Linked DNA regions of Homo sapiens: region 2 is linked to region 1. The links are chromatin loops, found by intact Hi-C in ENCODE. Cell type or tissue: B cell. All regions are shown on one strand. Each heading gives the region's core, and the rest is flanking DNA. Links, peaks and the distances in the headings are about the cores only. Region 1 overlaps DENND1A (DENN domain containing 1A). Region 2 overlaps DENND1A (DENN domain containing 1A).

Region 1 (15,309 bases), core at 4,789-12,788:
CACTAGAATAGGCTGCTGGCTGTCTTTTTTTTTTTTTTTTTTTTAACTAGCTTACAGTCTGTTCCCTTGAAATGTGTAAATTTTAAGAGTTCCACTGAGAGAGGAAATGTTATAAGTTCAACGACTCATTGTGATTAGATACTTTATCAAGAAACTTACTGCACATTCATTTTCCCCTTTGTTCTGCCTTTGCTGCAGCCTCACAGTTAGCCAAGTTGGCCAGAACTTCACATTCGTGCTCACTGACATTGACAGCAAACAGAGATTCGGGTTCTGCCGCTTATCTTCAGGAGCGAAGAGCTGCTTCTGTATCTTAAGGTAAGGGAGAAGGCTTGGGCTGTTGGCTTGTTCTCTGAAGCAATGTCAGCTTCTGCATTGCTCTTCCGTAATTAAATCTTCCAGCTGTTCATTTCATTTTCCTATCTGTTTCCCACAAGTCACTGCATTTGGGGAGAAGGACTTCACAGTGTTGTTCTTGCACTGTAAGTTCTGCAGATAATTGTATTTATTTATTTGTATCACATCCCTTGGGTGGGAAAGGGGACCATCTCTTCTGAGTAGTTTGTGGAAGCCAGAGAGTCAGTGTGGCTTCAGTGCCTTCTGCTGTTATCTGGAGCTGTCAGAAATTAGCCTGTTAGACTTTCTCTTGGACATTTTGTGTATGTAAGATTATTAATAAAGTATGTGTCTGTAGCTCAGGACATCTTGCAGACACAGACTGTGTCCGCCTTAAAGTAACACCCTTGCCCCCTTTGGGTCGGTGAATGAAGAACTGTGTCCCATTTTGGCTACCTCTGTAGAGGTTTGAAAAAATTAAGAATCGTGTAAGAAGGCTTCTTCAGGTCTTCTAAAAGCCCCTCATACACCAGAGCCACACTTGCTTAAGGCTCTGTTTCCTCCTGCCAGAGGGGTAAGGCATGTTCTGAGGTGGGAGGATGTGTGGAAATCCGATTTTGGAGCTGCTGGCTCTGTGGACTCCTGCTGGGCTCCTCCTGAGGGGGAAGTAAAGGCATCCCCCATGCTCCCCTCTCCATCTGCCTTGGTTAAGTAGGTGTCAGAGGGGCCTGCCTCCTGTCTCTCTCTGCTCATGTGGAACAGCCAGGGCACAGCAGCAGGAGGTGCCCATGACAAAACCCGGGCCCCCAGGCTTGGGTTGGGCCTGGGCCTGGGAATAAAAGGCCAGACCCTCTATGGATTCCAGAAAGGGTAGCTCTCTGCGGCACTAGTCTCTGCACTTTCTTCTTCTCATCAAGAAAAGACTCCCCCACTGACTTCTGTTCCCCAAACCCACACACCCTCACACCACAGGGGAGGAGGGGCTGACTTTGGAAGTTCCCAAGCTCACTAACTGTCAATCTGGACTGCTATACATTTGCATTTCTCTACACAAATCTTAGTATCATTAGTGCTTTTAATCAGTGAAGTCGACTCTCTTCTGCACCAAGCATAGCATTTGTAACCTGGGCACAGGAGGATGACTGCTGGGGAGGCTTTAGGAAGGAGGCTGCTTTGGGAGATTCTGTGTGTTCTGTTGTTCTCAAGCACGCCTTAGTAGCCCAGGCCCAAGAATTACCTGCCCAGAGCATTAGAATTTGATGTAAATGATTATTTACATTTGGATTGAACAGTGCAGTCTTTTTCTTTTTAAAGAAAAATTTCTCTTTCAGTTTTGTCTGTTATATTTCAGCCCTGGCCAGGCCACTGCATATTTATACAGTTGACCCTTGAACAATATGGGTTTAAGGGTACTGGTACCCTCACACAGTTGAAAATCCACATATAACTTTGACTCCTCAAAAACTCAACTATGGCCGGGCACGGTAGCTCACGACTGTAATCCTAGCACTTTGGGACGCTGAGGTGGGTGGATCACCTGTGGTCAGGAGTTTGAGACCAGCCTGAGCAACATGGAGAAACCTGTCTCTAACTAAAAAATACAAAAATTAGCTGGGTGTGATGGCACATGCCTGTAATCCCAGCTACTTGGGAGGCTGAGGCAGGAGAATTGCTTGAATCCGAGACATGGAGGTTGCAGTGAGCCAAGATCGTGCCACTGTACTCCAGCTTGAGTGACAAGAGCGAAACTCCATCTCAAAAACAAAACAACACAAAACCCACAAAAACTTAACTACTATTCCATAGCCTACTGTTTACTGGTAGCCTTACCTGTAACATAAACAGTTGACTAACACATATTTGTATGTTGCATGTCTTATATACTGTATTCTTACAATAATTAAGGAAGGGAAAAGTTATTAAGAAAATCATAAGGAAGAGAAAATATATGTACTGTTCATTAAGTGGAAGTGGATCATCATAAAGGCCTTCATCCTCAGCATCTTCACACCGAGGAAGAAGAGGAGGGGTTGGTCTTGCTGTCTCAGGGATAGCAGAGGTGGAAGAGGTGGAAGGGAGGCAGGAGAGGAAGGTATAACTTTTACTTTAAAAAATCCACATATTGGCCAGGCACGTGGGCTCACTCCTGTAATCCTAGCAGTTTGGGAGGCTGAGGTGGAAGAGGAGGAAGGGAGGCAGGAGAGGAAGGTATAACTTTTACTTTAAAAAAATCCACATATTGGCCAGGCATGTGGGCTCACTCCTGTAATCCTAGCAGTTTGGGAGGCTGAGGTGGGCAGATCACCTGAGGTCAGGAGTTCAAGAACAGCCTGGCCCACATGGCAAAACCCCATCTCTACTGAAAAAAAAAAAAAGAAAGAAAGAAAATACAAAAATTAGCCGGAGTGGTGGCAGGTGCCTGTAATCCCAACTACTTGGGTGGCTGAGGCATGAGAATCGCTTGAACCCAGGAGGTGGAGGTTGCAGTGAGCTGAGATCATGCCACTTCACTCCAGTCTGGGCGACAGAGCAAGACTCTGTCTCAAAAAAAAAAAAAAAAAAATCTGTGTATAACTGGACCTCAGCAGCTCAAGCCTGTGTTGTCCAAGGTGAACTATGTATTCATTTGGAGGTGGTGAGGCTTAAACTGAGTTCTTAGAGTTTTGCAAAAAGGTTTTTCTCTATAATATGTTTGGGTTACAGTGTTTCTTTCTAAGCTGTGTGTGTGTATGTATATGTATATTCTAAACTGGCACTATCACTCAGCAAATTTTGATAAAAGTATTCATTTAAAAATTTACATTTGAATTTGCTTGTCTCTGATTCTGATGTGTGACTTTGTGTGCCTATACAAGTAGGGTCCTGGATTTCATATTTGTGAGAAGCCAGTTGAATAGTCTTCGTGCTTTCATCCTTTAGAATGAAAAATGGCAGCAATTGATGTGTTTTTTAAATCTGTTATAGTAGGTTAGAACTATGGAGAAAAATTCGGTGGGTTAATTCATTCATTTGTGTGTCAGTTCTTAATTGAATTCCTACTATTAGCTAGTCACTGTCCTTGAGTAGTTCCCAGACTAGCTGGGGAGATGGATGATCACAATACAGTATGCTGTATCTAATACACAGAATGATCCCAAGGCATAGTGTCGTCTTGCTGTTGCTTTTCTAGTGCCAGAGGATAGTGACTGTGGCTAAAAATAAAAGAGTCCTAGATGAATTGTGGAACATGAATTTTATGAGTATTTAATATGAGGGTAGAGAAGCTATCTTTTCCAGCTTGTGTGGAAATAAAGGGCACACCCACTGACACTTTCCCTCTGTTGGGTTTGGGAACATTGCTAGGCTGAGACTAGCATGTAAATGGAAGGGTTTACTGTTAAAGCTGGATGACTGGTTGACGGTGTATCCACTGGGGAGTGGAGAGGTCTGCCAAGAGAATGAGAGCTCAGTTTGGGTCTAGGTTACATTGTTGTATTGTCCTCTTCTGCTGCTCAGTCTCCTTGCTTCCTTTAGATACTTTCTCTTTAGTTAACCTGTGCCTTGAGGTCCAATCACCCTTCACAGTGTGCCCAGGGCTGTGGCTCAAGTCTGCTCATAAACTACCTCTACTTTTGCTTTCCATTTCTTCTCAAGGGATGTAGCTCTCAGTTATGGCATCTGTGCAGACGTAGCCCCTGTGGTTCCAGGATTTAGCTTCACTTCCTCCTTGTCTGACATTCCAAACTTCTATGCTTTCTGGTCCATGTGAACCACTCAACAGTCTCTGCTTTCACATGTTTACCCATCCTCCCAGACTCAGCCTAGGCACCTCTGCAGAGTAGCCTTCCCCATGTAGAGGTAATCATTCCCTCTCTGGCACACCCAGCGTGCTTTGCATTCTTTAGTTACACACTCATAACCTTGGTCCTCCTTTGTTTTCCTCCTATTGGAAGGTCAACTCTTCAGGGGTAAAGGCTGGATCTTAATTAACTATGCATGCATCTCCAGCAGTTAGTGTAGTGCTTATCCAAGATATTGTGTGCATTGGGATCAGAGACAGGGAAATGCATCAAGAATGGGAGGGCAGGGCACCAAAGACTTTGAATGAGAGGACAGGTGTCATGGGACGTAAATTCAGAGAGGAAATAAGAAATAGTTGTTGGAAGAAGTGTAGTTCACATTACCAAACTCATTTCATGCTAGTTGTAAGAGATGCACCTTTTAATCTCACAATGGAGGTTCAATATTGAGTGATAGACATTTTGTCCATGAAGGGTTAAGCCATCTGTATTTTAAAATTTAAACTTAATTTCACAATGAAAGGTTTTTAGACACCCTTTGTGCAACATAACCTACTTATTAGGTTCCTTTTTATTTTCTGTTCCTCCCCACTAGGGCATGAGCTCCATGAAGGCTGGGAATTTTTATGTTTTTTTCTCCTCCCACAAATACATCCAAAGTTTATTGAAGAATATTCTGGCACATAGCTGACATTCCCAGCTAGTCTGGGAACTCTTCAAGGACAAGGACTTAGCTAGTACTTGTTTTATGAAGGAATGAATGGGGAAATAAGCCCATGTTTATTAAAAAACATTAGAAACTTTGGTATGAACTCTTATTACCAGCTAACCTTGGCAGAAACCTAGTCGTACCAAACAAGTCCTATTAACACAAATGCCACTATAAATCAAATGCATTATTTCCTCCCATGGTTGACTAGTTCCTGCCACTGAAGAATTTTACTCCTCCTTGAGATTTGCCACATTATTTAATGAGTTCCTGGATGGGAGTTGATACTAAATTAAAAACACCAGCTAGGAGAACAGTAGTTACGGATTAGTTAGTCTCCATCATAAACACAGGGATGTGAGAGCATTTTAGCATTTTCATATTGTACCATCTGAGTCTGATGCAATATATGCATTTACCTCTGAAATCTTTAAATATTATAAAACAAAGTGACCTAGAATTGAAATTTGTTATGGCACTTGATATTTGATTTGCCCCAATGGCACATACTCCATCAAGGCCAAAACTGTAATGAAAGATGCGATTTCTAGCCAACTTCTAGTTCTGGATCAACAGAAGGAACACAGGAGTTCAAAGGTTTAAATTTGTGTTTGAGGGTTATGGGGAGATATGTCATACAATAATTAAATACCTTTTGTCTTTTATAAAGGAACTACACAAATATTTGCCCTACAGTTTTCTCCTGCTTCCATTGGGATCTTATTGAAGCTCTTAAGAAAGATTGAGTAACTGTCCTTACACCCAAATAAAACTAATTTTATTATACATTTTGGAAAGAAAAAACTTTTTTCCTCAAGATGCTGTCTAAATTTTTTTAGTTTAACTTTTTAAATTTTTATTCAATTAAAAAGTATCTGAGTACCTAGTATATACCCAGAATGGGCAATACATAACACTTGGTCTCTGGCCTTCACTTGTTTCAAGGTCCCTTAACATGAACACAGAGATCTAGCCCCAGATCTCCATTTGAAAACTCTTCAGATATCACACTCATCCAAGATTTTGATGAGCTGAACTTTCTGAACTTGGTAGTACAAAATGAAAAAAAAAAGTATTTCTTGTCATTTACCAAATATAAAATCTAATGTGCTTCTAGGTGCACTGTTCATGGACCACCTCTGATTTTGATATCCATCTCCCACTGCACTTCTGCTACCCTCACTCTTTTAGGAACTGCTCAATCTTTGGGGTGGGAAAATGTAAACAAGTAATGAAAACATAATGCGATCAGTGTTGTTTTAAGAAAACATATTTATGTGTAAGGTTCTTCAAAGTCACAGATTAGACAGTGCCCATCTCTAACTTGAGAATAAGGGAAAGTGTTGCTGATGAGTTCCAGTTAAACTGAGTCTTGCAGAATGAGTGGGGGCTTGGCTGGAGGAAAATGGGAGAACAGCTCTCTAGGCAGTGAGAACTGATACACAAAGTCCCCAAGAAATGAAAGGTATAGCAAGATGAAAGGATGCTGAGAATGCAGTGAGGGAGCAATAGCAAGAGATGATACCATCGAAGTCTGGGGTCCAATTGTGAGTGCTTCTGGGGCGTGCTCAAGATTTTAGATTTATCCGGTAGCAAATGGAATACTGTCAGCTGGTTTCGGGTAGACATTAGAGATGATGATGTTTTTAGACCAAGGCAAAAGTGATTTTTTGAATGTGAAATGTGCTTGGGTTTTTCTGGTTATTGTTTGAAGGGATGTTGCGTGTCACTTTGGAGGTAGCACCCAGATTTAGACTGGATTTTTCAAACCTCAACTGCAGGGGGTTTTTTTGTTTTCTTTTAAAAACAAGGATAGTGATTATCCCTTCTTCCATGCTAGTTGGCATATGGACTTGATTCTAAACCTGAGTGGTGTTCAGTGACAACCTTCTTCCTTCTGGAGCACTTTCTGATCTCAAGACTGGAATGACCATTGCATCCATTCTCAGCTGTGTTACATTCATTTTCACTCGAAACACAGAAAAGCTCCATTTCCACGGAGCAAAAAAGAAGCTAGAAGTAATAAAGGAGTCTGGCTTTAAGAACTTTGGCTTTCCTTGCTGACTGTTCCAGTGTTTTTAAACAACACATACAGTTCAGGAATAAAATCAAAGGACTCTGTTTCCTCAGGCAGGTGCGGTGGCAGAAGCCCTTTTGGGTTGTGTGTTAGCTGCTTTAGTTTAAAATAAGTGTTTGGGAGGTGGGGGAGGGAGTCGGGGAGGAAGGCTGTGGGGACAGCTCCCAGATTTTTACCTTGAAAGCAGGTGCTGCTGAAATATTCCAGAAACAGATGGAATCTCCTATTCTTGTTTTAAGCTGTTTATGGTTGTCTCGCCCGAGGGTACCCTGCTATACAAAAATGCACAGCCTGATGTTTGAGGGCAGTTGGGCATCAAAGCCGGGGCCCCTCTGGGAGAAATCAGCCTTTCTTCCCAGTGCCTTAAATGCCATTCTGGAAACCTGGGTCTTTCATACCGTTTAACAGAGGACTTTCCTTTGCCTTTTGAGTGTTTCTGTCTCTCTGGAACTGTTTGATTTCTTTTTAATTCTTCTCCTTAAAAGTAAGCTGGATACTGTGTTGTTCTTGTTATTCTCTGGATGGTCAGTTGGCAGAAGGCCCCACTGCTAAGGCAGATTGATAATTTCACCGACTGTGGGTCTCAGAACATGGCATCTGTCAGAAGCTGAACATAGAGGATGGGCCAGGGAGTCTGCTCTTTCCTAGGCCCAGGGCCCTTCTGAGTTCCTCAGTATTTTGAAAGGCTTGTGTGGGTGCAGGGCATGGGGTGCTCTTCAGAACATCAGTTTGTGGGAGTTTATAACTAGTTTTTCTGAATTAAAAAATGAAGTGGTTGGGGAATGTTGCATGTTTTATTGCCATACAGATGCCTTCATACTTAGAAACATATATAATCCTCTGGGGAGCCACAACTCAACAATAGTAACAAGCTGTACAGTTTAAAGAAAATCACCTTTGAAGAGAAGAAAGAGAAATAGCCGAAACTGCCCTTGCACTCCCAGTGGCCTGCTGTTGGAGGTTGATTTGAGGGCTGGGAAGCTGCGCAGTTGGAAGGACAGGTGTGTCTTCTGCAGTGGCCATGGGGGCTGGAACAAGCAGCCAGCCTCAGGCTGTCCACTGCAGGAGGAAGCTCCCTTTCTCCTCCTGATTCTTTTCAGAGGACACCAGCCTGGCACAGCCTTCCCTCAAGCAACCTGACCCTAGGGTTGTAGGGTATTTGTAACTCTAAGACTTTGGCTAAAAGGGATTTTTTATTTTTGAGACGGAGTGAATTCTAAACCTTACAAGAGATGTGATACTTTCTCTGTTTTGGAAACAGAACACTTCCTTGTCATTAATCCTCATGAAGCTTAGTACAGGGCAGGAAGTGAAACCACCTCAAGAACTCCAGGAGTGTAGTTCTGCCTTGTTTTTTGCTCTCTACCCACCCCCGCATTCTTCAATCATCTTGCTACCTCTAGTGACTGCTGCTGATGGCTCATGTTACTTCATCATTTTGAACATGGATAGACTAACTCTGGATAACTCACTACAGAGGATTTGGAGTGGAAGGCAGGAATTAACATTTATCAGCATTTATTTAATATGCCAGCTGGTTTATGTAATTTTCATTTATTTTTATAGCAATCTTATGAAATTATCTCCATTGTAGAGATAAAGGGATTGAGACTGAGAGAGATACAGTGACTTGCCCAAGATCTCAAGGAGAAAGTTAAGGAATCTGGTTTGGAAGCTAAAATCCAACCCAAAATTTATACTCTCAACTGCAAATTCTGTCTTCCTGCCACCAAAGCAACTTTTACTGCTTTCAAAAGGTTATTTGTCCTCTCTTTCTATATGTATATACTTAGTTTAAAAAGACATAATGGGTAGTTTGCCCTTGCAGAATGAACTCAGAGGTGAGCTTAAAGAGCTTTCAGAAATAATGTTCTACAGCTCACCCTCATCTTATAAATGATGAAAATGAAACATGAATGAGACAGGAAGATTTTTGTTCCAAGCTCTTTGGCTGGTGAATGACAGTCTTCTGACCTCCAACCCAGGGTTTTGCCCGTGATATGGCAATGATTCTTCCAACTCAGGAGAATGAGCCCAAGGCCAGCTGGAACTAATGTTTTTTCAAGACTCAGTAGCCCCTGGTTAGTGTCAAGGAGTCACATTCCCTTTTGGTTAGCATCATTATGAGCAATGTGAATAATCCAACTATGTGATTATAGAGTGAACAAGATGATCAGTTCTGTTTAAATCCGATGCAAGGTATGTTTGAATGGAAAACCAGTGAAATAGAGCCTGTCTTTTGAAAGGATCTCAGAATTCGACATGAGGGACCCTTTTTGGGAGATGAAAAAGCATTCTACAGGAGAGGCTCCTCGGTGCTTTTTGATTGAGTTTGAGTGTCAACAATTTTTCTTGGACCTCCCTGCAAGCCAGCCACTTTCCTTCAACAGCAATAAGCAGAAGGCATTTATCTGAGCCTGATCTTTGCTTTTCACTGGGTGGGAGGTAGAAAAGAAAATGGCTCAAAATACACCTCACTCCTAAAATTGCCCTTTGCTTCTAAGCTACACTCTTAAGAGCAAGATGGATTTGTGAATACAGGAGTCTGAATTTAAGTTGTCTGGCCCTTTCAGGGATCAGTTTTAGAAGCAGTAGGAAGCCTAACATTCTCTCCATCATGGAGAGGCCCCATAAGACTGCAATAATAGGTACTTCTTTACAGAAAAATCGTAGTACCATGATTGAAGTTTGAAGAAGTTTGAAGACTCTACAATTCTAGCAATCAATTATGAGCCACTTATTTTTAGGATGTTATTTTTTAAGATTATAAAGATACACTTTCTCATTAGAGAAATTTAGAAAACTGCAGAAAAGAAAAGAAATCTCTCATCCCACCATGCTGATAATGACTAAGGGTGTTTCCTTCCCTGAATTGGGATGGTGCTGTAGGTATAACTTTGTATCTAGCTTTTTCACTTATTAAATTGTAACCATCTTTACATGTCATTAAATATTCTTTCCTGAGAGTGTTTTTAACTACATAATTTATTTGTGTGAGATTGATTTATAATACAAGGAAAGAAGCTCTTAGTAATGTGAAAGAATATTTCTTGCTAAGGCTTATCTTCTTTTTAAAAATGCATTTGCTATAATGTTGTCATTCAGCTAACTACTTGGTATTTTTTTAAAAGAAACACTCAACTTTTTTTTTTATCTTAACATGTGAGCTATTACCTGATTCTTGACAATGAAGAATAGTTACTAGCTTCTGAAACAATGAACAGAAGAGTATGGAAATAGTATCAAAAGTCTTGGTTAAAATCAAGTGGCAAATAATGTGTTGAGTTTACGTTTCCGTATTTTATTTTGTATATTTACATCTTCAGAGTAAGTAATTTTATTAGCATGAGTTGTAAAATGCAAATTGTAACATTAAGGGAACTCTTTTGAAGTTAGATAGCAGTATAATTTTGAAATTAGAATATATTGCATTCTAAGTGAAAGCAAATTACATGTATCTTAAAACTTTACGTAAACTTATGGAATTTTTAAACATTGTGGAGAAAATTAAATTCTATATATTGTAGTATGCAGTGGAAATTAAGTAGGTTTTTATTTTCTACTCATGGACTTGAATCTACCAGTGATCTTATGCAAAACCAAGGGCAATTGTTGTGCTTTAGCTCAATCCACAAGTCTTAAACTACCACATAGAGATTTTAAATCCCTTATCTATAATACAAAGCAATATTTATTACAGAATTAATTCTGAGAGGCATCATTTATGGTTTCTAATCCATTCTATTTCAGATGCCTTTGAAGTAAAGTGGTGGAGTTTTGCATGTGAGGTTAATTGTCCTATTGTTCATTTATGCAGTCTGGTATTTTAACTACCTCTTTATGTGAATTAATGGACCCAAAATACAGCAAAAATGCTTGACTTGAAAAATTTTACATTTTTTAAAAACCGATTTAAGAGTGTGGTGGGAGAAGAAGTTGGGTGAAATTCAGTGTCCTGCAGTTTGTTGTCTAAGCTCCTTGGGATGACTGACTGATTTTTTTTTTATTTTAAGTTTTTAATTTTAAAATTCTGGTCCCATCAGAAAACAAGTTTTTAAGTGGTTAAAAAACAAAAAAACACTGCAAACAAAAACAACCCCAAGCCAAAACAGACTCTAAAGAATGTATGTTTGCTAGTATACTGTTTTCTGCTGAGCTAGGATTTTTACTGTCACTTTTGTAAATTTTGTAATTTTGGATACCAACTTTGGAGAAAATTTAATTTGTGCTTTTTCTTTTTTATTAGTATATGAAAAATATAGCCAATATTGATTATCCTTATTGAGTAAAGATAACTGTTGTCCCGTGACCACTGAAAACAAAACTTTTATAAATATCTTTTCATTGTACTCTTTGTTAACATTCTCCAGAGATTGCAATTCTAGGTCTTTTTGTTTGAAGGGACAGTTTAACTTTCAAGGACTCCCATGAACTTGTGCGTTCCTCAGATTTAGTGTACTCAAGTATCCCTAATCTGAACATCCAAAATTCAAAATGCTCTAAAAGCTTTTTGAGCACCAACATGATGCTCAAATGAAATGTCCATCGGAGCATTTTGGATTTCCAAATTAGCGGTGCTCAACTGGTATATATTCTGCAAATATTCCAAAATCCAAACAAATCTAAAATCTGAAACATTTCTGGTCCCATATGTTTTGGATAAGGGATATTCAAACTGTTTTTGTGTTGTAATGAAACAAACATTGGTGCTATACTTTGATTTTTTTTCAATCTTTTTAAAACATGGATTTATAATAAAAATATTTTTACTTGGCTGTCATTTGGTTTTTGTCTCAGTTATTTCAGTGGCAAATTGTGGACAATACTAATGCAGAATATTGTTCTAAAGATTAAATAAAACAGTAAATACTTGATAAAGTCCCTGTATGCTATATCTATTGTGTAAATGTTTGATCACAACCCTGTGTTTTTCCCTTTTGTAAATTGTGAAATATAACCTGCAAACAGAAAAGGGCGTCAAATGTACATATACACATTATACACACATAAGTAAACATAAATATACAGCAAATACCCATGTAATCACCATTGAAGTTCAGAAATTACTAGCACCCTGATATTAATTTTTTCACCTATGTATACATCCCTAAATAGTATAGTATAGCTTTGTTTGGTTTTGAACTCTGTGAGTTGCATTATGCAATTTAGAATTGTTATTTTCAGTCTTACTTCTTTTGCTTAACCTTGAGATTCACCCATGCTGTTGCTTATGGTTATAGTCTGTCTTCTTTGCTATCTAGTGTTCTGTGTTGTATGATGATATACCACAGCTGGTTTATGTAATTTTCATTTATTTTTATAGCAATCTTATGAAATTATCTCCATTGTAGAGATAAAGGGGTTGAGTTGTTTATGCATGTAACTGTAGGTGGCCATTTGGACTGTTTCTAGCGTGTGACTTTTATGAACATTCTTGAAGAGCTATACTGGTGCACATAGACTTAACTTCTGTGTACTGTATGTACCTAAGGAGTTGAATAGTTGTGTCATAGGACATGTATATCGTTGACTTCATTGGGATAAATGCCAAATTGGGCAATTTTATTCTATTAAGCTCAATCAACTTTATTGAGATAATGCCAAATTGTTTCCTTCAGTGGTTTCACCATTTTCTGCTTCTGCAAGCTGTGCATGAGCATTCCATGCACCACACTGCTGCCACTAGCTCCTTGCTTTTTAAAGAAGACTCGCCAGCATACACTTCACTTTTCTCAAAGCCCATGAGATCTAGGTATTATTGCCCTTATTTACTTCTCCAAACATTAATCTGGTCTCATCGTTTGCAGAGGTGTTGCTAGAGAAAGAGGCAGTCCCTGGAGTTGTGAGAGAAAGTTGATCATTATCTGAAAGGTAAAATGAGTTACACGGTGGCATGGCATAAGAGTGTGGTCTAGTGTCAGAGTAGGGCCTGCATTCCAGTCCTCCTGATTTGGAAATGAGCTTCTGATTACTCCATTTACTCTGTCTGAGCCTTAATTTCCTCATATCTATTTTTTTGGTGAGGATTAGAGATAATATAAGTAGGCCAGGCACGGTGGCTCACGCCTGTAATCCCTGCACTTTGGGAGGCCGAGGCGGGTCGATCACCTGAGGTCGGGAATTCGAGACCAGCCTGGCCAACATGGTGAAACCCTGTCTCTCCTAAAAATACAAAAATTAGCTGGGCATGGTGGTGTGCGCCTGTAATCCCAGCTACTCGGGAGACTGAGGCAGAAGAATTGCTTGAACCTGGGAGGCGGAGGTTGCAGTGAGCTGAGATTGCACCATTGCACTCCAGCCTGGGCAATAGGAGCAAGACTCTGTGTCAAAAAAAAAAAAAAAAAAAAAAGAGCTAATATAAGTAAAGAATATTGGTAAGGTGGTCGTGGACATCTCACCACATCACATAGTATAGTAGATATTGAAAGGTAGACCAATTGTCATAGGTGAGATGTATGTGGGCATACATGTGACAAAGTGTACATGAGCCTAGGTTATGCTAGCTTGCAGATGACACTTGGTAATGAGGTAGGCACTTACACACTGTTGATCAGGTTGTAAAATGGTCCAACATTCTTGGAAAACAATTGGCAATATATATTCAAAACCTTTAACATTTTTTCCACTTTGGGGAATCTGTTTTATGAAAAACTCAGAAATATAAGTACGGATATATGGACAAGGACATTTAGCATATAGAGTGAAAAGTTAGAAACAATTTTAAGGCCTAGAAATAGAGGATAGTTAAATTTAATTAGATACCATGTAGCCATTAAAATTGGTTTTGGTGATTATTTGATGACATGGAAAATATCCAGTACTTATAGAAGAAAAGCAAGAGACAAATTTTTATATGTGATGTGATCTCCATTTTGTAAAAAGTATGTAGAAAAAAATGACGTGGGGGATCGGATCCCAAAGTATTAATGAGAATAGTTAAGTAATGTTATCATGGGTGTTTTTAATTCTCTTTAATGAAGTAGTTATCCTGGCTGTTCTATCAAGCCCAATCCAAATATTCACTGCACAATAATTTACATATTTTTTAGTTTGGAAAAATTATAACCACCTTCATATATCTATCTCATGATTTCAAATATAGAATGCCACAAACGGCAGTACTTTAGCTACCAAAATAGTAACTGATACTCTAATGTGTGTTTCCCCACTAAGTTTGTGAAACGGACTTACGCTCTGAAATCAGAACTGTGTTCAAATTTTGATTCTACCCCTTACTAGATCTAAGGCCAAAACATGTCATGTCACCTTTCTGAGCCTGTTTCCTTAACTGTAAAACAGAAAGTACATCTCATGGTAGCCTTAAAGATTACGAGGTATATATATTTTTAATTTAAATTTAAATTTTTTTATTTTTTATTTTTTTTTTGAGATGCAGTTTCACTTTTGTTGCCCAGGTTGAAGTGCAATTGCGTGGTCTCAGCTCACTGCAACCTCTGCCTTCCAGGTTCAAGTGATTCTCCTGCCTCAGCCTCCCAAGTAGCTGAGCTTACAGGCACCCACGACCATGCTCAGCTAAGTTTTGTAGTTTTAGTAGAGACAGGGTTTCACCATATTGGTCAGGCTGGTCTCAAACCCCTGACCTCAGGTGATGCACCCACCCCAGCCTCCCAAAGTGCTGGGATTACAGGAGTGAGCCACCGCGCCCGGCCTATGTTTTTATTTTTATTATTTATTTATTTATTTATTTATTTATCTTTTGGGACTGAGTCTTACTCCATCGCTCAGGCTGGAGTGCAGTGGCACGATCTCGGCTCACTGCAGCCTCTGCCTCCTGAGTTCAAGTGATTCTCCCACCTCAGCCTCCCAAGTAGCTGGGATTACAGGTGCACGACACCATATCCAGCTAATTTATTTTTAGTAGAGACAGGGTTTTGTCATGTTGGCCAGGCTGACCTTGAACTCCTGACCTCAAGTGATCTGCCTGTCTCAACCTCCCAAAGTGCTGGGATTACAGGTGTGAGCCACCATGCCTCGCTCAGGAGAGATTTTTTTTTAATGGACATACCACGCACAGTGCATAGCACATCTTTGGTACTCAGTCCAAGGCAGTTATTCCCATGTTGTCTGCCAAGACTTAAAAATACCATTAGTTATACACTGCACCATTGATGTAAAAATATTTTTTCAGGGGGAGAAATGACTGTGTTAAATTTTTAGTTTGTTCCCAAAATGCATTTTGATTTCAGAGATGTTAAAGGAGTTCCTCTTAATTGAGAAATGTTAGTATTAATTTCCAAGTGGGATATTTAGCATCTGTCCTATGCATTATCACCATTCTCTACTCACCTAGTTGACCTGTTAATTTTCTCAGAAATTTTTATCTTATTTCTGTAAAATGACTAGGAACCTATTCCCAATGTGTGTCTCAAACCTGCTTTTTATGGCCT
Region 2 (15,309 bases), core at 2,982-10,981, 46 kb after region 1:
AACATTTGTATGTATGCAAGGATTATTTAGAGCTAGGTAAAGATTTGGAAGTGCTTTCGTAGTTCTTAGGTATGTTGGAAATTTGGACGTCATCATGATGTGAGGAAAAGAGTATTAACTTTGAAAGCAGAAAGACCTGGTTCAAATACTAGTTCTACCACTTGCTACCACTTGGCTATTGTGAGAAAGTTATTAAACTTTCCTGAGTGTTGGATTCTTTATCTCTAGTGATAATTCTTAATTCATTGAGTTGTGACTAGGGTAGGTAAATATATGGCACACAGTGGTTGCCGAACCAATATTAACTTTTCCTTTCCAATACCCCTCTTCCCATTATTCAAGTGAATTTTGGATCCTTTGTCTTGAAGAAATCTTGGTTTTCCAAGTTCCTTAGAAATTCCAAATGGAAACTGTCATATATTTTGCAGCTTTCATGAGTGTGGCTAGTTTTTAGGAGAAATTTCAGTAGGGACCATCAGCAGTGCAGTTTACAATGCAGGCACATGATGTCTGCTGAAATTGGCCCCTGCAGACGTTAGGGTGTATAGGTGGGCCATCACTGAGCAGCAGGCCATATAGCAAGGCAGTAGCAAGCTAGGATGCAGGAGGAAGGCAAGATCTACGGAAAACTTAAAGGGACATGGGGAAGTAAGAGATCAGGGGTGGAGGGTAAGAGGCCTCTGACATTGTTCTCTGAGGTCAAGTTCAGACTGTGCCAAAGCAGAATCAGTGCCAAGCCAAGTATAGAGACTCAAGGGGAATTCAGAATGGGGAAAATGAGGCAAGAGAATGTGTTAGAGCAGAGTTGATCCCAGTATAAGAATCAGTGCTTGATCATTACGAGAATTCTATCCAAAAGGCACAAGAACAAAGAACATACCTTCTCACCTAGAAACTGGGGCACTGGTGCTCAGAGGGGGGCCTGGGTCGGGAGTAGGATTGGGAAAGAGAAGTCCTGGGAACAGAGGAGGCCTTAGTTACAGAGTCTGCTAAACTGGCAGGGGATCTGTCTGCTCCATTTAGGCCTTCTTCCTGATAGGGTTGCAGAAATGCTAGCATCTCCACTTTTTAGACATAGAACAGACTTGACCACTTTCAGTCCTGCTGGGTTGTAGAGTGACAGCCCTTGATATGCTGACCAGCTGGCTCAAAGTCGATTCCAGGGGAATGGTAGGCAGCCTACTGATAGCCAAAAAGGGCTGAGGCGGGGGAGTTATCCCAATACTGTAAATGAAATTCAAGTATGTTTAACCCATGGTCATCTATTTAGTGTATCATACATAACAGTAAAGTCAAAGCCAATGACCTCCTGAAGAAATCAAGTGGTGTTTTCTTAAGAGGTTAGAATTCAGTTAAAAGCAAAATTCAAGTCTTAGGTACTGAGAATGCTAAAACAGAAGGCTCCGGTAGTCTTTTCTTTTTTTGTTTTTAAAAATTCCCAATTATGTAATCAATACATGCTCATTGCTCATCCTACTCCCCCTGCCAAACTGAAGGTGCTATAAGAAACTAGAAGAAGAAAAAACCCCACATAACCCTACCATCTGCATGCAACAATGATGACATATTCTTTTATTTTTTATATACTTGTAATATTTTATATGTTGTTACTTAAAATTTATTTTTCTGGTCATGAATATACTTAGACTCTGAAGTAAATGTGCAACATGCTAAAAAACTGAAGAAAATGGCCCCAAATTCCATCTACCCAGAGAATTTAGGCTTCCAAAAATATTGTGCAAGCAATGCATCAATATTTTTCTTGTAAATAGTTAAAATAACATATAAATATGTAATTAATATAGGTATAATGCAGGTTTCCTTTGATCACCTCTCAATTCCAGTCCTCTATCCAGAATAGAACTCTTATACATAATTATTACATATATTCTTTCCTATGCATCTAATTATATAGAATATATGTAAGGTAATGATAAAATAAACACTGGAGAGTCTATTGCCCAACTAAAGAATATGACCATTCGCATTCAAACCACTCCTGTTGGTGGACCACATGGGTTGTTCCCAATTTTTTCTTCTCTTTTTTTTTGTTTTTGCTATAACAAACACTGCTATTATGAAGCCTCAGAGAAGAAATTCTGCAATCTGCTATCACCACATCTCACCCACCTACAACTTCACCCGTATACGCTACCTTCTCCCCTGTTATCATGGGTGCATTTTCCAGATTCCTAGCAAGAACAAAACCATGCATCCATGCACTAGATTCCATCCCCTTTCGTCTACTCAAGACACGATTCCATCAGTTTTCTTCTTCCCATTCTGAATTATTTCCCCCTCTCTACTTGATCTTCCCCTTATTGTGGAAGCATGTAGCTATTTCTCCTATCTTAGTGGATGGGAGTAGGAAAACATCCTCTTGAACTAATACTGTTCTCCCATTAGGTCTCTATTTCCTCTTCCCTTTACAGCAAAATTCCTTTAAAAAGTTGCTGAATTTGTTGTCGTCAGTTCTCCACTGAAGTCATTCCAATCAGGCTTCCACTCCCACCACCCCTCTGAATCTGCTCTTGTCATGGTTATCAGTGACCAAAAATGTGATTAATTCTCAGTTCTCCTCTTTCTTGATCTGTTTGACACAATCACTGCCTTCTCTTTGATATATTTTCCTCATATGACTTCCAGGGAAGGGAACCCTGTTTTCCTGATTTCCTGCTACTTCCTTGGCTTTTCTTTCTGTCTCCTTTGCCAGTTATTCCATACCTCCCCAAAGTGTTAAATGGTGCTCCCTTCCAGGGCTCAGTCCTTGGGCTTCTTTTTTTTTTTTTTCCTTTTTGAGATGGAGTTAACGCTCTTGTTCCCCAGGCTGGAGTGCAATGGCGGGATCTTGGCTCACTGCAACCTCCGCCTCCCAGGTTCAAGTGATTCTCCTGCCTCAGCCTCGCGAGTAGCTGGGATTACAGGCATGCGCCACCATGCCTGGCTAATTTTGTATTTTTAGTAGAGACGAGGTTTCTCGATGTTGATCAGGCTGGTCTCAAACTCCTGATATCAGGTGATCCGCCTGCCTTGGCCTCCCAAAGTGCTGGGATTACAGGCGTGAGCCACCGCGCCCGGCCCTGAGCTTCTTTTCTTTAAATATATTTACTCCCTTCATTGCACCCAGTGTCATGTCATGTCTATTAACACCTTCTGACAACTCCCAGAATTAAATAGCAATCTCAGACATGGACTTTTCCCTTGAACTCCAGCTGCTTACACCTTCTCTTGGCTATCTGATAGGCATTTTTATATAACACATCCAAAATTCAGCTTCTAATTTTTCTCCTCAACTCTATTCTTAGTCTTCCCCATCTCAGTTAAGGGCAGGACAATACTATTTTTTTCCATTTGATAATGCCAAAAACCTTGGAGTTGTTTTTGACCCTTCTCTATTTTTTTTTTTTTTTTTTTTTTTTTTTGAGACGGAGTCTCGCTCTGTCACCCAGACTGGAGGGCAGTGGCGTGATCTCGGCTCACTGCAAGCTCCCCCTCCTGGGTTCACGCCATTCTCCTGCCTCAGCCTCCCGAGTAGCTGGGACGACAGGCGCCCGCCACCACGCCTGGCTAATTTTTTGTATTTTTAGTAGAGACCGGGTTTCGCTGTGTTAGCCAGGATGGTCTCGATTTCCTGACCTCGTGATCCGCCCGTCTCGGCCTCCCAAAGTGCTGGGATTACAGGCGTGAGCCACCGCGCCCAGCCGACCCTTCTCTTTTTTGTCCACATACTCTATATCCAAGCCATCCACAAATTCAGCCATATCTTATGTTGAAAAATATCCTGGGAGGCCAAAATGGGCAGATCATGAGGTCAGGAATTTGAGACCAGCCTGGCCAACATAGTGAAACCTCGTCTCTACTAAAAATACAAAAAATTAGCTGGGCATGGTGGCGGACGCCTGTAATCCCAGCTATTTGGAAGGCTGAGGCAGGAGACTAGCTTGAACCAGGGAGGTGGAGGTTGCAGTGAGCCGAGATTGCGCCACTGCAGTCCGCAGTCCGGCCTGGGCTACAGAGCAAGACTCCGTCTCAAAAAAAAAAAAAAAAGAAAAAATATCTAGTATCTGTTGATGTAGCTCCACCTCCACCACTACCACCCTGGTCCAAGCCAACACCATTTCTTGCTGCATTGTTAGAACTGGTTTCCCTGTTTCTAATCTTAACCTCCTAGATGCAGCTTTTCTCATACTGCATTTCTCATCTGATCCCAGAACACAAAACAGAATTTGAATGACACTGTTTTCTCAGTTCTCCCAAGGATGGTACATATTATTTTTGCTGTGTCAATTACTATGGTCTTAATATCTATCTAGTTCTCTACGTCTTCTTTTCTTCTTGGATGTTCTGCTTTTCTTGGTATTGTGCCTTTCCATGTAAATTTTAGATTCAGTAATATTATCAAGTCTCATAAAAACCAGGTTGAAATTTTCACTGAATACAGATAAGTCTGGAATGAATTGACACCTTTATGTTAGTGAGTTTTCCTGCCCAATTCCTGAACATGGTGTCAGTTTATTTAGATTTTATTTTAATATCTTTTAAAAACACTTCAAAATTTCTTCCATAATGGTCCTACATATCTTTGCTTCATTTTTTTCCCCTAAGGACCTATGTTTTTACGGGTTCTATAAATGGCATATATTTTTAATTACATTTTTCTGTTCTCGTGTTGTTTAGAAACTCAATTGATTTCTGAATATTGATCTTTTGCCCAGCTACCTAATTCTAGTAGTTTATTATATATCCTTTTGGATTTCAGATATAAAATTATGTAATTTATAAATAACCACTTTACCTTTTTTCCCCTTTCCTATTCTTTGTACCCTTTATTTCCTTTTCTTGTCCAGCTGTGCTGCTTAATATCTTCAGTACAACGTTGAGCAGAAGTAAAGATAATGAATATACTCTTATTGTTCTTCATTTTAAAGAAAGTATATTAGCATTTCTCCAATAAGTCGTAAATAGATATTCTGTCTTAGATTAAGGAGATTCTTTTTTGCTCTTGTTTTATTTACGTGCCACAAATGAGTATGTCTAATTGTTACTCTTAAACTAATTCACTTATTTGTTCTTGCTGTCTTCACAGTGCTTTGTCTCTCATGTGTTTGTTTGTTTTTTTTTTTTAAATTCATCTTGCGTGGGATTTCAGCAATTCTGGAACAATCTCAACCATTATTTCTTTGACTTTTGATGCTTCTTTTTCTTATTATATCCTTCTGGAAATTTGATTAGAATACATTAGGCTTTTTCACTCTCTTTCATGTTGCTTGTTTTCCTTTTTCAGTTATTTCTTCTTCTTGTCTATTTAGATCCATTATGAATAACGTATCTGGGTTTATCTTCCGGCTCACTAATGCCACTTTTACTCGTGTCTAATCTTTTCATTTTGTGATATTCCATTTGGTTCTTTTATAGATCTGCTTGGCTGTTGGTAGTCTTTTTTTCCCCACCATTGTCAATCATTCCTTTAAAAAATGAGAAACTAAGTTTTTTACATGCATTAAACACTGTTTTATTCTGTTTCTGATTATTTTAGTTGTCCACAAAGCTTTATTTGTAGGAATTGGGGGAGTGGGGCTTGGCTCAATTTGAATCCCTCTAGAGTATATTTATATTTCAACTATGCTTCTGGCTATTACCTAGGAATACTAATAATTTGGGTTCTCTATAAATATGTTTGCCATTTTATGAGACCACGATGGGTGAATTTGGATTGCAACTCCATGTGAAAGCATACTTTTAGTTAGACGTGTCACTGGAGATATTTGCTTGTACCCTGCAACAGCATCAAGAATGAAGAATTTTCTGCTGATAGAATTTAATCAGAATATTTTATCCTTACACTAAAGATGTAGCCCTTGACTACCTAAGTATTAGGCTGTTGTGTACTTAAGAGATTTCTAGGCTTTATCTCCTTTCACCTCTGACCTGTGTCTCCATCATTTTGGGAGCTCAAAGTGTTCATGGTTTGGCAAAGAGCTTCAGGGGTAAAAACTAGCTTTATTGCTTGTTTACTTTTCTGAGTTCCATTTTTTTTTTTCATTTTATTTTTCGGGCCTCTAGAGTGTTTACTTTTTACCAGATTAGCAATATTTTTAAAGATGGTACATGAAAATATATAGTCTGGCATTTAATTGTATCAGTTGGGAGGGTTTTAAAAATATCTAATCTTCCATAGGCCAAAATGGATGAACTAAAGAAATGAAAACATATATAAATATAAAATATATATTTACATACACTAAAATTCACCAATTTTAAGTGTACAATTTAATGAGTTTGACAAATGTATACAGATGTATAACCACTACCATGGTCAAGATACAGAACGTTTCTGTCACTCCCAAAAGTTCTCTGTGCCCCTTTTTAGTCACCCCAACCTCCCCTGGCCCTAGGCAAGCACAAATCTGTTTTCTTTCATTGTCAATTAACTTTATCTTTCCTAGAATTTTATTTAAATGGAAAGGAGTACAATATGTACTCCTTTGTGTCTAGCTTCTTTTGCTCAGCGTAGCATTTTTGAGATTCATTCAAGTTATTTATATATGAGTAGCTTGTTCTTTTTGGTAAGGACTTATTACTGCCATTTTCATTGTTTTCTAGGTCCTTTCTTTCTTCCTCTCTTACTGTTTCCTTTGTGGTTGAGTGATTTTTCTATAGTAGTGTGTTTTGATTCTTTGCTTTTTATTTTTAGTGTATCTATTATAGTTTTTTGCTTTGTAGTTACCATGAAGCATATAAAAAACATAACTATAACAGGTTATTTTAAGCTGATAATAACAACTTAACTTTGATCACATGGAGACCAAAAAACTCTGTAGTTTAACTGTACATCCTCCCCTGACATTTTGAAATTTGATGTCATAATTTACATCTTTTTATAACGTATATCCCTTAACAAATTATCGTAGTTATTTTTTAGGCTGGGTGCAGTGGCTCACACCTGTAATCCTAGGTGGATGGATCACTTGAGTCCAGGAGTTCGAGACCAACCTGGGTAACATAGTGAAACCCCATCTCTACTACAAATACAAAACAAAGAAATTAGCCATGTGTGGTGGTGTGTGCCTGTGGTCCCAGCTACTTGGGTGGCTGAGCCAGGAGAATCACTTGAACCCAGGAGGCAGAAGTTGCAGTGAGCCGAGATCGCGCCACTACACTCCAGCCTGGGCTACAGGGAAAGACTCTGTATCAAAAGAAAAGAAAATCATTGTAGTTATTTTTAAAATAGTTTTGTCTTTTAACCTATATACTTGATATAAGGGACTTACATACCACCATTATGGCATTAGAGTATTATAAATTTGACTGTATACTTACTTTTACTTTCAGATGTTTTATGTTATTTATTAGCATCCTTTTCTTTCAGCTTAAGGAACTCCCTTTGGCACTGCTTGTAAGACAGGTCTGGTGATAGTGAACTCCCTTATCTTTTGTTTGTCTGGAAAAATCTTTCTCTCTCCTTCATTTCTGTAGGACAGATTTGCTGGGTACAGTATTCTTGGTTGACAGTATTTTTCCTTCAGCACTATAAATATATCATCGCAGTCTTTCCTGGCTTATAATGTTTATTCTCAGAAGTTTGCTGCTGGGTGTCTTGGAACTCTCTTATATATTATTTGCTTCTTTTGTCTTGCTGCTTTCAGGATTTTCTCTTTGTCTTTGATCTTTGACAGTTTGATTAGATTCTATCTTGGGGTAGTCTTATTTGAATTGAATCTGATTGGAGGCTTTTGACCTTTCTGTACCTGGATATTTGTATCTTTCTGTAGGTTTGGTATATTTTTTGCTATTATTTATTTAAATAAGCTTTCCTACCTCTTTATCTTTCTCTACCCCTTCTTGAATACCAGCAACTCATACATTTGCTCTTTTGATGCCATTCCGTAAATCTCATAAGCTTTCTTCGTTCCTTTTTTTTCCTTTTTTATCCTCTGATTGTATATTTTCAAATAACCTGTCTTTGACTTCACAGATTTTTTTCCTTCTGCTTAATCAGGTCTGCTATTGATTTTCTCTATTGCGTTTTTATTTATTTATTTATTTTTGTATTTTTCAACTCCTGAAAAATGTTTTTAAAAATTATTTTAGGCTCTGTTAAATTTCTAATTCTGGTCACTTATTATGTTTCTCATTTCATTGAATTGTTTATTGAGCACCTTTAAAATAGCTATTTTGGATTCTCTATCAGGCAGTACATACATCTTTGTCTCTTTATGGTCAGTCACTAGTACCTCATTTTGTCTGTTTAGTGACAACGTGTTTCCCTGATCCTTGTAGTCATGCATTGACCTTCTGTACATTGAAGAAGTAGGTACTTATTCCAGTCTTTGTAAGCTTTTGTGGCTTTGTTTTGGAACCTCCTTCAAAAGTAAGCCTGTTCAGAGTTTCTAGGCAGGTTGTCTGGTCTGGTCCCTAATCCTCAGATTGCTGTAGCTGTGGTAGCTTAGCATGCTAAGCCCATGGCTACCAAGGCTGGTACAGCACTGGGATATACCTGAAGCTCTTGGCTGCTGAGAGCCTGCCTGTTGCTGTGGGTTATTCATAGCCTAAGGCCACTGTAGTCAGCTGGCAGTGATGCAGGCCAGAACTCAAATCTGTGTTATAGGGGCTGCAGGTCTCTGGTGCTGGGGTGGGTCTAGAAGCTCAGTTCACAGGTGTCGGCCTGGAGTTAGAGGCCCTAGAGGTCTGCCTGATGCTGGGTTTTATGGTGGCAGGCTCAGTATTGGGGACCTAGACAAAGTCTTAGACTTATTTCTCTTTCCCCCAGGCAGATGATATCTCTTTCCACTGCCTGAGGTAAGGGGAGGGATGACATGGGTAATGCAAAATTGTCCTTTCTACCCTCTTTGATGTGTCTTTCTTATTATTGTGCTATAACCAGGCACTATGATCTGTTACATGGTTTCTTTAGCTCTTGTGAGGGTATTTTGAACTGTTTAAATTGATGTTTCTGTGTGGGGATAATCCCTGGAGAGTTCATTTCTGCCATTTTGCTCTACCTTCTATCAATTTTTACTTCTGAGTTCATGCTTTTTGTGTTCTGTGAAATCTCTGCATAACTTAAGAGCACAGAGATTTTCCCCTATATTGTCTTATAGACATTTTGTAGGTTTATCTCTTATACTTAGGTCTTCAGTCCATTTCTATAAATTTTTGTATGTAGTGTGAGGTAAGGAAATTGGTATTAAAATTGTAAGTTCAAATTAATAAAACAGAAGCTTTTATAATAGCATCAAAATATGAAATACCAAGGGATACATTGAACAAAATATTTGCCTGACCTGTGCACTGAAAATACAAAACATTGCTGAGATACATTTTTTTAAAAAGATCTAAATAGATATACCAGGCTGATGGATTCAAGGATTCCATGTTGTCAAGATGTTATGATGGTTAATCTTGTGTGTCAGCTTGTCTAGGCTATGGTACCTAATTATTTGGTCAAACACTAGTATAGATGGTACTGTGAAGGTATTTTAAATCTAACTAACATTTATAATCATTGACTTTTAGTAAAGGAGATCACCCTCCATAATGTTGGTGGTCCTCATCCAATCAGTTTAAAGCCTTCAGAGCAGAAACTGAGGTTTTCCAGAGAAGAAGGAATTCTGCTTCAAGACTGTAATTTAAAAATCCTTCCTGAGTTCCCAGCTTGCTGGCCTGCCCTACAAATTTTGGACTCAGGACTGCAACATCAGTTGTTACCTGAGTTTCCAGCCCACTGGCCTGTCCTATAGATTTCAAACTTGCCTCAACCAGTTACTTAACATAAATCTCTTTATACACACACACACGCATGCATACAATAGTCTATTCTGTTTCTCTGGAGGACTGTTACTGATACAGATGTCAGTTCTCCCCAAATTGATCTATAGAGTCAATGCAATAATACCACCAGGCCTTTTTTTCCTTCAGAATTGGGCAAGCTGATTCTAAAATCTGTATGAAGATTTTTGTGGCAAAGAACTTAGGCAAAATAACTTTTTAAAAGAAGAATAAAGTTGGAGGACACATATTACCTGATCTCCAGTTTTATTGTAGAGCTACAGTAATTGAGACATTGTGGTATTGGCACAAGGGTAGACCATACGGATTAGTAGAACAGAATAGAGAATCAACTGATATCTAGATATATTTTTTAGAAAGGTGCCAAGGTAATTCAAAGGGTAGTCTGTTAAAAAATGAAAGGGTAGGGCAGGCATAGTGGCTCACACCTGTAATCCCAGCACTTTGGGAGGCTGAGGTGGGTGGATCACCTGAGGTTGGGAGTTTGAGACCAGCCTGGCCAACATGGCGAAACTCCGTCTCTTCTGAAAATACAAAAATTAGCTGGGTGTGTTGGCACATGCCTGTAATCCCAGCTACTTGGGAGGCTGAGGCAGGAGAATTGCTTGAACCTGGGAGGCAAAGGTTGCAGTAAGCTGAGATCACGCCACTGCACTCCAGCCTGGGTGACAGAGCGAGACTCTGTCTCCAATAAAAAAAAAAAAAAAAAAAAAAAGAAAGAAAGAATGAAAGGGTAGTCTATTAAAAAATGTCGATGGAGCAGTTGGGTATCCGCAGGGAAAAAAAAGGAACTGAGTTTTGGATGAAATCACTTTTTCCAATACAGAAGAAGAAAATAATTATCTTATTATTTCAGAGATGGGCACAGGGAGCCAGGGTGAGGGGGGAACCTGGAAGATGGGGACGGGGTGAGCTTGAGGGAGAGGTCGAAAATAATTACCTTTAATTTCATCATCCAAAGATAGATATTGTGGTGTTTTCTGTTAGATGTTGTCTTATAATATATGTAATATACAGATAACTTAAATGTATATATTTTTAAATTTACATGTTTGAAAACCTTTTTACTGGATTTGCTTTTTACATATTTTTATAACATCACAGCTTTCCATCTGAAGGACATTTGAATGACCATATGATACTAAGTCATGAAGGTGTTCCATATTTTACCTAATGATTCTCAACTGTTGGAATTAATAATAGTGATAGTAATAGCAGCTGCCATTTATTGATTACTTTCTACCTGGAAACTATGCTAAGCAGGTTTTATGAATTGTATTATTTAATCCTTATGACAGCTCTTTAGTTGGCTCCATTAAAAAAAAAGTAGGGGGAACCACGGGTTAAGTCACATGCCTGTCTCTAATGTGTGAAGCTTAGATTTATAATTAATTGTCTTTTATTCCAATACCTGAGAAAAATATACTGCCATTCTTTAGGCTTTTTATAGTTTTTTGCCACCGTAAATTCTGAGGCAGATATCTTTGTGTAGAAATTACTGTCTACATTTCAGACATCTGAACTTCTTCTCTTCTGCTAGTCCTTTATATGTTTGATCCATCTTCACTGAATGAAATATTTTCAAAGCCTGTGTAGGTGTGCAACGTAGTACGCAGGGCAAAGCAGTGCACAAACTGCCAAGCTGTTCTTTTGGTTGCCAGTGGCTTGAGCCAAACAGCACCAGACCATGATGGGCATTTCTATAGGAATGCATATCTTCTGGGGAACGAATCTAAGGGATCCGTAGAGCTGACTATTTGGTGGTTAGACTCATGTTGTAAAACGAAGGAGAAACAACTTTAGTAGTCTGTACCCTAGGACATTTTTAAATGAAATTATATAATGTTGGTCCAGTGACTTAACCCTCTGCCTTGGCTTTTCCATCTGAGAGAAGAGCATTAAGTTAGAGCTTTGTCTCCAAGTAAGATGCCCTAAAGAGGTAGTATTGCCTAATGAGCAAAATCATATCTGTTGATGATTTGGATGTCACTAAGGGGGCAGTACTACTACACTTGTGGTATAGCCTTGAAGCTAGAGAGATTTAGGTTCAGATATAGCTCTAAACCATTTATAGCTTACCAAATGATTTCAGACAAATTTCCTGAGCCTTTTTGAGCTCCGGTTTTCTAATTACTTGGAATATAAAACAAGCACACACTGATCTTTAAGCAAGGGATCTCTTCTCACGACTCCTTGGTTTGTTCTTTGGACTTTTCCTCACCTTATTTGGGCTGTGATTTTGTAGAAGAATCAGGGTCCTCTACCCCTCCACAACCCCCATATGATCTAAGGCTTCTTTTCTCTAATGAGCAACTTATTTCTGCTTATTCTGTATGATATGATAAGGATAGAGTTAAATCTTCTCGGTCCTTAACTTCTATTATCTGCAGGTCTGCCTATCTTTTGCATTCTCTTAACCTGTTGTTGACAGCAAAAGTGGCCTAAGTAAGACAGGAGGCCATGTCTAAATTTGTGAAGAGTTGTTTTTAAACAGCCTAAAGGTTGTGTTTATATTTAGAATGTCTTTTCACTTTCATTTCCATGTTAAAGGCTTATGTACCATTAGTGTTAGGGTAAAAACAAAAAAGCACAGCAGCTCTAATAGTCTCTCCAGTACACCTTGTGTCACTCCATGACTACTCCTGGGGTTCCTGGTTTTTCGCATTGAGGCTCCAAGAACCCTGGAAACTCACTGCAGAAGTGGGGGAAGGGGGAGGAAGGAAGGAGGAGGGAGACTGTGAAGTAACTCAGGAATGGAAAACCAAACACCGTATGTTCTCACTGATATGTGGGAGCTAAGCTATGAGGATGCAAAGGCATAAGAATGATACAATGGACTTCGGGGACTTGAGGGGAAGAATGGGACGGGGCAAGAGATAAAAGACTACAAATAGGGTGCAGTGTATACTGCTCGAGTGATGGGTGCACCAAAATCTCACAAATAACCACTAAAGAACTTACTCATGTAACCAAGTACCACCTGTACCCCAATAACTTATGGAAAAATAAAAATAGAATAAAATTCTATAACAACAACAAAAAAGTTGGAGAAAGATAGCTGGTGGGTAGAATAATATGGGAAGTTGTACTTTTAAATTAATTTTGTCTTGTATGACTAAAGACACACTGATTTTTGCCTAGAGAAACCTTTGTTTAAAATGGTTGTTTTTTAATCCAAGAAAAAAGTGGAATATGGAACCTAGGTGGGGATTAAATAAATGTGCATGTGTGCATAATTTTTTCCCTTTTCTCCTGTTAAAATGGCAAGCAAAATATCTGGGGAACAGATATATTCTGCAAGCGGATCTTCACCATGTTAGAATTTGGGGATTACTCTTAATGCAAAAGAAATGCCCCTTTTATGGTTTGTATAGCTCCAAATTGCCGGTTAAATTTAACCGGCACAGTGGCAGGTATTTTGTAAGATGTGGCTGATACGTAGCACCTTACAAAGTTTATTTTGAGTGATCAACAAAGAATACTGGTGAATAGAGACCTTTTTAGTTGTGTTCTTATTTCTTTATTTTCCTATGCCCTGTCCAACTAAGCTGGAGAGGACATGATCAGATCACTATAGTAATTTAGAAAGGAACACGCTCTATCCCTGCCCCTTCGCTGTCTAATGAGTTCATGTAAAAAATATATCAAAAGAAATTCTCATCGCAGAATCCTCACATTTCAAAGGGGAGTATATTTATTATAAGAACTGCTGATTCATTAGGAATGCTTCCTAATTCGCACAGCAGCAGCTGCTTCTGGTTAGAATAAACTCTGTCTCCTCCTTTGTGCCCTGTCTCTCCAAAGGGATGTTAAATTTTGGTTTAAGATTTTCTCTTGCTTTAGCTTTTTCTCTCCCACTCTTCCTCTTTCCCCAGTTGTAATGCTTTATTCTATTCAGTGTTCATAGGATTTGAACAACCTACTGTACCCACTCTCCACCTTTAAAAATGACTTTCCTTAAGATTACAAATGCTAACAAAACTCTTCCGATAATGTGTTTTGTTTGCATTCACAGTGGCAGTGGAGTATATTGTACAGCAGTAAAGAAAAAAGTTGAGACACCTTGTAGTCATGAATTCTAAGTGCAATAATTTAAAGTACAGGAACTGCCATTGTCTGTTAAATGAAACCACTGTATTAACGTATCATAGCATGCTGTTCTAATCACTTTTCTCCAAATACCAGCTTTTGAAAGAAACATGGCTGTATTTTTTTATACAAAATCTGAAATCGTGTAATTGAATGGCTTGGCAGAATAGGTAAATGAATGTAGCAACATGCATTCAAATATGTCTCTTGGGTTTGTAATGAGCTGATTTTGAAGTTCACAGTTGTAAGACTTGCCATTTTATTTCCTGATTTTATACTCCGGACCCAGACAAAGGTGCCAGTTTTTTGGTGTGGGTTTTTTTTTTTTTTTTGTATTAACAGAAAAAGGAAGAAGAAAATTGTTCATAAAAATCAGTTTGCCTTTTTTGGGCATCACTATTGGATTCTGTGTTCCAGTAACCTTTATTCAACTGTCCTTCTATAAAATTATCTTCTAATGTGACCATTTCTACTTAATTTTAGAATTATTAACTGCCTCTGTTAGAGCTGAAAGAAATTCTGTCATGTTGGCCGGGGTTGGTAGTCTGCCACGGGTGTGTGCCCACACTAGTATGAGAGAGAGTTGTTGCCTGTGCATACTTCTCTCATAGCATTAATCTTAGTAATTACACTTGTTGATTTACAAGTCTGAATCCCCCACTAGACACTGAGCTCCTTGAAACTAGAGATTGTATCAGAATCGCCTGTTAGCCCCAGGACCCAGCAAAGGACCTCACAGTCAGTCAATGGTTTATGACCAATGAGCTATAGAATGCTGTATTAGTCAGAGTTCTCTAGAGGGACACACTAATAGGATATATATATATATAAAACTCAATGACATCATATTCTTTAGAATCTATAGTGTTCTTATCTCTAATAGTGTTTTGAAAATTGGTATCCTTGTTAGCTTGAATCCTCCAAGAAGCTGACATCAAGACAGGATTAACAGATTCTGTGTTGAAATAGAATGATTTATAATTTCAATAATATTTAGCGTATGGACTTTTAACAGTAATGTGCTGACAACAATCTTATTTGAATTTCTTTTGAAGTTAAGGCTTATATTCTTAGAGAACTTTTGTTTCTCCATATATATATATATGGAGAGTTATTAAGTATTAACTTACACAATCACAAGGTCTCACAATAGTCTATCTGCAAGCTGAGGAGCAAGGAGAGCCAGTCCGAGTCCCAAAACTGAAGAACTTGGAGTCTGACGTTTGAGGCCAGGAAACAATCCAGCATGAGAGTAAGTTGTAGGCTGGGAGGCTAGGCCAGTCTCTCTCTCCTTTTCATGTTTTTCTGCCTGCTTTATATTCACTGGCAGCTTATTAGATGGTGCCCACCAGATTAAGGGTGGATCTGCCTTCCCCAGCCCACTGATTCAAATGTTAATCTCTTTTGGCAATACCCTCACAGACACACCCA

Evidence for each region. Hi-C counts contacts between places; a loop is a spot of excess contacts. Peaks named below come from ENCODE experiments on the same cell type or tissue, not always from the same donor. Only the 100,000 strongest peaks of a DNase experiment are listed, where the experiment ranks them.
Region 2: a loop joins it to region 1, with 9 times the contacts of the local background. A loop is called at or near these places in 3 of 110 quality-filtered maps.

The regions. Positions count from the first base shown.
Region 1 is chr9:123,742,712-123,758,020 of GRCh38, reverse strand. DENND1A (DENN domain containing 1A) reads left to right here. Exons shown (of 24, transcript NM_001352964.2): 5 at 199-318. Among named protein-coding and RNA genes, the nearest start is that of DENND1A, 180 kb to the left of the region's middle. RefSeq lists enhancers at 3,922-3,971, 7,956-8,085. In B cell, for the core only: no CTCF peak of the experiment used is centred there; a DNase peak (open chromatin) is centred at 8,220.
Region 2 is chr9:123,694,884-123,710,192 of GRCh38, reverse strand. All of the region lies in intron 5 of DENND1A (DENN domain containing 1A), which reads left to right. Among named protein-coding and RNA genes, the nearest start is that of MIR7150, 220 kb to the right of the region's middle. RefSeq lists an enhancer at 12,296-12,345. In B cell, for the core only: no CTCF peak of the experiment used is centred there; no DNase peak of the experiment used is centred there.